Linked DNA regions of Homo sapiens: regions 2 and 3 are each linked to region 1. The links are chromatin contacts, found by Hi-C or POLR2A ChIA-PET in ENCODE. All regions are on one chromosome and are shown on one strand. Each heading gives the region's core, a stretch centred on a gene start or an enhancer-like site at or near the end of the contact. The rest is flanking DNA. Distances are from core to core; before and after follow the strand shown. Region 1 holds the start of FEM1B (fem-1 homolog B). Region 2 holds the start of PDCD7 (programmed cell death 7). Region 3 holds the start of TRIP4 (thyroid hormone receptor interactor 4).

Region 1 (2,700 bases), core at 36-2,535:
TTCTGATCAGTTACATCACCAGTTCCACTAAAAGTAAAACCTGGAAAGGCAGCCACCTCCTCCAAATGGCTTGTTCACAGACTATCTAGTAGAGAAGACGACTATTAGATTTCAAGGCCGAGGGTGTGGTTATCTTCCCACAGAGGGAATGAGGGGTAGGGGCTGATGAGGACGGGCAGCAAAACATGGGATGGATTATTAGCCCTGGAAGATGAAGTGGGCATTAGTGGGGCAGGAGGTGGTACAAAAAGGGGAGAAGTGAGTACCTACATGAAGAGAGGGTAAGAGAGGGTGAGGGAGGGGAGGGCCCGTGAATTAACGAGTCCGCGCGCGTCGGAGAGAGGCTGGCTTGGGATGTACCTACCCGTCGAAGCGGACGGTGCCAGTCTGCTGAGTCTGCACCCGGTAATGTTCTAAGAGCAAGCGTACCACCTTTGCGTGTCCATTGCGGGCTGCGATGATGAGGGGCGTGGAGCGCTGCCCTCCCTGCTGGCTGACATAGCCAAGCAGATAGCGGATGTCGCTTTCAGACCGGTTGAGAAGCAAGGCGGCCAGAGTCAGCACCTTGCCCTCGCTGGCCGCCTTGTATACATAGCCAGCCAGGCCCTCCATGGCCGCCGCCAACTCCAACACCCGTTTGGTCGCCACCGCTGCAGCTGCCGTGCGCCCCCGGAGGCCGCGTTCGCCAGCGCTTTAAACCTGGGCCCTCACAGCCCATTCAACAGGGCGCCGTCGCCGCCGCCGCGCCCAGGCAGCAGTGCGGCCCAGGGAAGGCGGAGACGCAGAGGAGGCCGAGTGCCGCGAAGGGCACGTCCGCGACCCAGCCCGCGCAGGGAGGAAGGCGGTCAGGGCCGCCCGCCAGGTCCCAGGCGCCGGCCCTGGACCGAGGGGATCTCCATGGCGGACGCCGCCCCGGGCCTCAGGCCGGACCCCTCCTTCCTGCGGGATGCGACAGGCGCGTGCCCGAGCTACGGGTCGCCGGCCGGGTCCCGAGAGGACCTCGCGCACCCCGGATGGCGAAAGATGGGCGCGTCTCTCCTGACCCGGCCCACCCGGCCTAAGGCCTAACACTGCCTCCTCCTGCGCTTTCCGCCCTTCGCCGTCCCTGACTGGAGGAAACCTGCAGGCTCTCGTCCGCCGAGCTCAGAAGTGCCAGGCGCTGCCAACGGCCCCGGAGATCCTCGCGTAGGGGCCCCCGGGGCGATGCGGAACGCTCCCGCAAGAGCGGCGCCGGAACTTGGGCGGGGAGGAAGACGAGCTTTCGCAGACAGGGCCGGGAGGAGAGGGCGGGAGCGGGAGGGACGCTAAGTGGGGTGTCTCCGCCTAAGCCGACCGGCGGGCACACGCGGGCCCGGTAGAGAAAGGTTCTGCTGCGCGTAGTTGGCCCATCCCGTTTGGGCCTGGATGTCCTCAATGTCCTTGACTCCTGGAACCTCCTCCTGGCCCCTAAACGGCCCTGAGGGTCTCCAGCCAGGGAGTGGGGGCGGAGTGAGGGCGCTAAGCTGATGGGCTAAGGAGACCACCCTATTTTACTATAGACGGTGCGGGTCCTGCTTCTGCCCCTGAGCCGGGGTTAGGGAAGGGGTTGCGCGTACTCGGAGGGTCCATTTCAGGAAAAGGGCGGCGTTTCTGAGTTCCCGAAATGTGGGAGGGCTTGAGAGCCACAACACCAGGCTCTGAGAAGGGACTGGAAGTACGGCCTGACTTTCCCGGAGAAAGGGGTTAAGTGTGAGAGAAAGATGGGAGCGAAGGGGAGCTGCGCTCGCGGTGGAAGGAGCGAGGTATCCTGGGAAGGAAAGCGAGTCCCGCGTTCAGACAGAGCAGGAATCTCATCCTGAGCCGGCAGAACCTCCGTTTTCTCACAGACATCACAAGATTGTTGTTAGGATTTGAAACGATCGTTTATCCAATGAATATTAGAGGTCGACTACGTGCCAGGCTCTGCTTAGCACTAGGGATTCAGTAATGGAACAAATAAGTCAACAAATGATAGACAAGATCAGTTGAACTGGTATCATTACCATTTGCTCTGAAGCAAATGAAATAGAATGATGGGGGCACTCATTTAGTTTGGGTGATCAGACAAGACCTCTATGACAAGTGACAAGAACAGACGGTATTCTAGGCAAAGGGGACAGCTAATATAAAAGTCCTGAGGAGGGAACAGTCTGGTGAGCTCGGAAACAGAAAGGTCAGTGTGGCTGCAGCAGAGTGGGCCACAGTAAGAATGATAGATGAAGTCAGAGGATGCAACACACGTTAGGGCCTAATAACCCATAGCAAAGGGTTTAAGTCTACTCTGTGATGGGGGCATTTGAAGGGTTTTAAAGAGGGAAGTGACAAGATGCTATTTGTGTTTTTTAAAAAGATCACTCTGGCTGCTGTATGGAGAATAAACTCTGGAAGGCAAGAGTAGATAGGGGGACAGGCCTTGGATTAGGATGGTAGGAGTGAATGGTAGGTGATGAAGCTTCTGGGACAGTCTCAAAAAACTCAATATGAAAGTGACTTCCTCCCTCTTCCTCCCTTCCCCAAAGGACAAAATTTACCATAGAGAAAGAACAAATGCATTTATGTGGCTCCAAGGGACTGGGCTCGGCTCAACAAGTTCACATACATTATTTTATTTGAACCCCACCATTCCAATTCTAGGAGGTAAAGGCCTCACTTCCATTGCAGCTATTGGTGGAGGTGTGGGTC
Region 2 (2,940 bases), core at 90-2,589, 3.1 Mb after region 1:
GAAAGAAAGTGGCCAGGTGTGGTGGCTCACACCTGTAACCCCAGCACTTTGGGAGGCCAAGGTGGACGGATCACCTGATGTAAGGAGTTTACGACCAGCCTAGCCAGCATTGTGAAACCCCCTCTCTACTAAAAACACAAAAATTAGCCAGGCGTGGCAGCAGGGGTCTATAATCCCAGCAACTGACTAGGGAGGCTGAGGCACCAAGAATAACTGGAACCTGGGATGCAGTGGTTGCAGTGAGTGGAGAGTGCGTCATTGCACTCCAGCCTGGGTGACAGAGGGACTCTGTCTCAAAAAAAGTGGGGGGTGCACGGGACTTGGTTGACCTGGATGGCATGCAAGGGGTGGGGAGGGACCAAGGAGGTGCTGGGTCTATGGGACTTGCTCCTATGTATCCATCAGTGATCTGGTTGGCGCCATGGAGGCTGGGGCGAAGGCGGAGGGGGGGTGGGGGGTAGCGGGGAGCTAGGTTGTAAATTGACAGTTGTCCCCAGGCAATCCCCTGGTATGGGAAAGTTCCAGAGGTCCCTGGTTTAAGCTTCGGTCCTTGGAACTAATAAGCGAACACATAATTAGATAAGCTTACAGTGTAGAGAGTGTCTGGTGGAGAGAAGGTAAAGGTTAATTGGATTTTTTTTTTTGACAGGTGTCATTCTGTCGCCCAGGGTGGAGTGCAGTGGCGTTATCGTGGCTCATTGCAGTCTTTACCTCCCAGGGCTCAGGTGATCCTCCCACCTCAGCCTCCCCAATGGCTGGGACTACAGGCCGATCTCGCCTGCCTCGGCCTCCCAAAGTGCTGGGATTACAGACGTGAGCCACAGCACCCACCCTATAATTGCATTCCTAAAGAGCTAAATAGGAGGTGGGGTGAAAGGAGAAAAGTAAAAATAATTCATTTTTCTAAGAAAATGGGTAGTTGGTCACACTCCTATTTACTAGGGCCTTTGCACATGTTCTCATCTGCACTGTGCTTCCCTCTCTTTTTCTATTTAACTATTTATCTTCCAGATCTCAGCTGCAGCCGCAGTTTCTTAGGATAACCTTCTCCAACTTCTCGAAGATACTCACCATGATTAATTGATTAGTGTGTTATACTAGGCAGATAGTTCCACGAAGAGAAGCTCTGTATCTCTCAGTCTCACTGTATGCGGAGTGGGTAGCTCTGCACCTAGGATGCTCAATAAGAACGGTATTTATGAACTGAACGACAGAAGGTTGAACGACTGCCCACTTATGCACTGAGCCTTCCGGAGGGACGAGTCTACAGGGGTCGCGCGTCGTAACGACGTCACTTCCGTCGGAAGGTTCTCATGAGGAGCCACTCAGATTCCTGTCACTTCTCAAAGCATCTCCGTCGTGAACATGGCCCTGCCACCATTCTTCGGCCAGGGTCGCCCAGGCCCACCGCCCCCGCAGCCGCCGCCTCCTGCTCCTTTCGGCTGTCCGCCACCGCCGCTGCCCTCCCCGGCTTTCCCGCCGCCTCTCCCCCAGCGGCCCGGCCCTTTTCCGGGGGCCTCCGCCCCCTTCCTTCAGCCTCCGCTGGCTCTGCAGCCCCGAGCCTCCGCGGAGGCCTCCCGCGGCGGAGGCGGCGCTGGCGCCTTCTACCCGGTGCCACCACCGCCGCTGCCTCCTCCGCCGCCCCAGTGTCGGCCCTTCCCGGGGACCGACGCCGGCGAGCGGCCGCGGCCACCGCCTCCCGGCCCGGGGCCGCCCTGGAGCCCGCGGTGGCCTGAGGCGCCGCCGCCGCCGGCCGACGTGCTCGGGGATGCGGCCCTCCAACGCCTGCGCGACCGGCAGTGGCTGGAGGCGGTGTTCGGGACCCCGCGGCGGGCAGGCTGTCCGGTGCCCCAGCGCACGCATGCCGGGCCCAGCCTTGGCGAAGTGCGCGCGCGATTGCTCCGGGCTCTGCGCCTGGTGCGGCGGCTGCGCGGCCTGAGCCAGGCCCTGCGCGAGGCCGAAGCCGACGGCGCGGCCTGGGTCCTGCTGTACTCCCAGACCGCGCCGCTGCGCGCGGAACTGGCCGAGCGGCTACAGCCGTTGACCCAGGCTGCCTATGTGGGCGAGGCGCGGAGGAGGCTGGAGAGGGTCCGGCGCCGCCGGCTGCGGCTTCGCGAGAGGGCCCGGGAACGCGAGGCCGAGCGGGAGGCAGAGGCCGCGCGGGCAGTGGAACGCGAGCAGGAGATTGACCGCTGGAGGGTGAAGTGTGTGCAGGAGGTGGAGGAGAAGAAGCGGGTGAGAGCAGCGGCCGCTCATGGGGGTAGGAGTGGTGGTGGTTGGAACCTGGAGCAGCAGGAGGCTTTAAACTTCCATTTCCCAGGGCTAAGCCTCTGTTTTACGCGCAAAATGAAGCGATAGCTAACCTTCCCAGCTCATACCACCATGTTAATTTTGTGTTAATGATGTGTGGTACACAAAAGTTCCAGGTGCACTGTAAAATCCTGTAAACACAAAGTATAGGATTACACGGTGGCACTGCACGAATGACAGGTCTCCCCTATCCTGCTCCAACATTGTCCACTTACTCTCAAAACCAGTAAGTGTCTAGTTCCTTGTGTCTTGTACTGCCCTAGGTGGTTTTAAGAATACAAAATACAGGCCGGGCGCGGTGGCCCACGCCTGTAATCCCAGCACTTTGGGAGGCGGAGGCGGGTGGATCACGAGGTCAGGAGTTCAAGACCAGCCTGGCCAAGATGGTGAAACCCCGTCTCTACTAAAAATACAAAAATTAGCCATGCGTGGTGGCGGGCGCCTGTAATCCCAGCTACTCTGGAGGCGGAGGTTGCAGTGAGCCGAGATCGCACCACTGCATTCCAGCCTGGGCGACAGAGCAAGACTCCGTCTCAAAAAAAAAAAAAATAGAGAACTTGGGGACCCTACCTCAAGGAATATATATACTCTAATTAGCTGATGGGGCAATAGTGATTTCCCTAGGATTCT
Region 3 (2,857 bases), core at 315-2,814, 3.9 Mb after region 1:
TCTACCTCCCAAAGTGCTGGGAATAAGGGCTTGAGCCATCTCCTAGGGCCTCAAAAAAATCCATTAAAATAACCTACTTGAACTGTCTCCTTGCCAAAAGTCTATTTTCTCCGAAACTCAGAAACTCATCTTACTTCCTACAAAAGCCCTAGAACAGCAATTTAGGTTTCAACATCAGTGACCAAGGAATCAAATGAAGGAACACTTTCAGTTCTTCGATCAAGTCCCATTTTTGTAGTTTTCTCCCCTGCCTGAACACTTTGGACCGCCACCTCTGTCTATTCCTTAGTTCTCGGGTGAAAGTTATCCTTTCCAATAAACCTTCCGAGTTTTTCAAATCTTAATGAGAATCCTTTATTTTGTGCTCCAACAAGCCCCTTCATTTCCCCAACCTCAGCACTCATCAACGAAGGGGAACCCAACTGTCTTGTCTTTGTTACCCCAGCACCTGGCGTGTAACAGCAGCGCAACAAATGTTCTTCAATCAGTTGAAAGTAGATATTAAGTCATGTACACCATCTCCATTTCATAGGAGTCATAAAGCATGATAAGCTCTACTAATGATTAATCTTATAAATGAAGAAACCAGGGTACAGAGAGAAAAATTAAGTTGTCCTGGGTTCTAAAACAGGTAAACGACAACAGAATATAGAACCTGAGACTCCAGAGTCAGAAGCTATTTGTACTCTACCACGCTGCTTCCACTTAAATTCTAGGTCCTATTGACACAGCTGACCCTGTTGGCTCTACTGACACAACTCAGATTGGGCCGACTAAAATGTTCAGAGTATATCTGGGTGCGGTGGCTCATGCCTGTAATCCCAGCACTTTGGGAGGTCGAGGCGGGCGGATCACTTGAGATCAGGAGCTGGAGACTAGCCTGGCCAACATGGTGAAACACTGACTCTACTAAAAATTTTTAAAAATTAGCCGGGTGTGGTGGTGCGTGCCTGTAATCCCAGCTACTTGGGAGGCTCAGGCAGGTGAATCACCTGAACCCGGAAGGCGGAGGTTGCAGTGAGCCAAGATCGCGCCACCGCACGCCAGCCTGGGCGACAGAGACTCCGTCTCAATAATAACAACAATAATAATAAATAAATAAAAGAGTAAGGGGTTCAAAGTTAGGAAATACAGTTTGACCTGCCCCTTCTCTCTAGAAAGGAAACTGGCTCCTGGGACAGCCTTGCATTTCTAATTATTACAGATTGGGCGTCTTCCCAGGAAAAAAGCCCGACCGGCAGACTGTGGAGCCGGACACCCTATTCCAGAAACTAAACTACAAAGGTGGAGGCCAAAATTCGACGCCTACAGACTACAGACTGCAGCCCCTTTATCACATTTCTCTCTTAACTTTTCAGTCCTCCCCGCTTCCCGGTTCGCTCAGGCAGTGCACATCCCAGAGCTCCTTCCCCGCTTGGACCCGAACTGTTCTCACTGAATGATCTCCTCGCTGACATCCAGGCCGAAAGTCTTCCGCAACTGCTGGGTGCACCAGTGCACCAGCGGCTCCCCGGACACCGCCCCAGCCACCGCCATCTTCCCCAGCCGGAACCAGCTGAGCTGCAAAAGCCCCACGTCCTGCACCGGACTAGTTCCCTTCGCAACACCAACCTCTCTCACGCGGGTTCCGCCAGCTTGCACCGCCCCGCAAGGTCGCACCGCCTCCAGTGCAGATCCCGCCCATCTGTGCGCCTCCTGCTTCTTCCTGCTTTGTTGTCTACTTCCTTGTGCCCTCCGGAGTCGAGCTCTGTCAGTGCATGATTCTTGCCAATCGCTAAACGTAGGACTCGAGGAAGGCCATTGGCAATTCTGCTAAGAAGACAGTGCAAGTGCCTATAAAAACGACAGTTTAGGGGGAAAACAAACCAATACCCGGAAAGCTGAGAGGCCAGCTTTTTAATCGTCATGGTTTTATGTAAAATAAAACAGCACGTGGAAGGTATTGTAAGCGCTGTAAGTTTTTGCTCTGGTGGTGGTTTTAATTTTTTAATTAATTAATTAATTTATTTATTTATTTTGAGACGGAGTCTCGCACTGTCGCCCAGGCTTGAGTGCAGTGGCATGATCTCGGCTCACTGCAAGCTCCGCCTCCCGGGTTCATGCCATTCTCCTGCCTCAGCCTCCCAAGTAGCTGGGACTACAGGCACCCGCCACCACGCCCGGCTAATTTTTTTTGTATTTTTAGTAGCGACGCGGTTTCACGTGTTAACCGGGATGGAGTGTTTATTTTTAATACCCCCTGTAGTCGACTACTAGATTCACACCGCTAAAACTTCTATTTTATTTTTTGAGCCATGTATTTTCCAGGAGAGCCAAGACAACTCAGCAAGCTCGAGGGTAAAAAACAGTAAAACAGGAGTTGGAATTTGGCTTTGAGGACTTTCCACATGAGTTCTCAACCAAAAATGACAGTATTTAAGGGCTGTCTGCAATTCCCTACCCCGCTAAGACAATGGGCTGGGGAAAATTTAGCCAAACTTTTCTGGAGATCATAATGTCTTCCCATTCATTTCTGGCTTTTTGTTGCATTTGCAGGTTAAAAGTTCTTCATTTCTACTAGCCTGTTTAGACTAAGTGGTCACATTAAATTGGCAGCTGTTTTACCTTTTTGCTAGTGTTTTCATTGGCATAAATATTATAATTAAAATCATGAGTGTATTGGCCGGGCGCAGTGTCTCATGCCTGTAATCCCAGCGCTTTGGGAGGCCGAGGCGGGAGGATCACCCGAGCGCACACGGAGACACACACACAAACACACACACACACACACACACACACACTGGGCGTGGTGGCTCATGCCTGTAATGCCAGCACTTTGGGAATCAGAGGCAAGAGGATCACTTGAGCCCAGGAGTTC

The links. A loop is a pair of places that touch in the nucleus more often than their neighbours do. ChIA-PET counts read pairs that join two places held with the same protein, here RNA polymerase II (POLR2A). Pooled maps may share reads with other maps.
Region 2: a map of CD8-positive, alpha-beta T cell shows a loop between it and region 1 (13-fold over the local background). The contact joins the promoter of PDCD7 here to the promoter of FEM1B in region 1. A Hi-C loop is called at or near these places in 1 of 168 maps with a recorded cell type or tissue (CD8-positive, alpha-beta T cell) and 5 of 50 pooled maps. POLR2A ChIA-PET finds 5 or more read pairs at or near these places in 1 of 52 experiments (HEK293).
Region 3: a map of CD8-positive, alpha-beta T cell shows a loop between it and region 1 (14-fold over the local background). The contact joins the promoter of TRIP4 here to the promoter of FEM1B in region 1. A Hi-C loop is called at or near these places in 2 of 168 maps with a recorded cell type or tissue (CD8-positive, alpha-beta T cell and naive thymus-derived CD4-positive, alpha-beta T cell) and 5 of 50 pooled maps.

What each region holds. Positions count from the first base shown.
Region 1 is chr15:68,276,330-68,279,029 of GRCh38, reverse strand. It overlaps FEM1B (fem-1 homolog B), which reads right to left and starts at 1,285. Exons shown (of 2, transcript NM_015322.5): 1 at 365-1,285. The coding sequence starts at 612. RefSeq lists enhancers at 446-645, 388-1,289 and a silencer at 676-1,005.
Region 2 is chr15:65,132,207-65,135,146 of GRCh38, reverse strand. It overlaps PDCD7 (programmed cell death 7), which reads left to right and starts at 1,339. Exons shown (of 5, transcript NM_005707.2): 1 at 1,339-2,235. The coding sequence starts at 1,366. RefSeq lists an enhancer at 1,054-1,153 and silencers at 1,444-1,653, 1,714-2,113.
Region 3 is chr15:64,386,543-64,389,399 of GRCh38, reverse strand. It overlaps TRIP4 (thyroid hormone receptor interactor 4), which reads right to left and starts at 1,564. Exons shown (of 13, transcript NM_016213.5): 1 at 1,436-1,564. The coding sequence starts at 1,536. It also overlaps a transcript of PCLAF not described here. RefSeq lists enhancers at 848-1,348, 1,278-1,767, 1,349-1,849.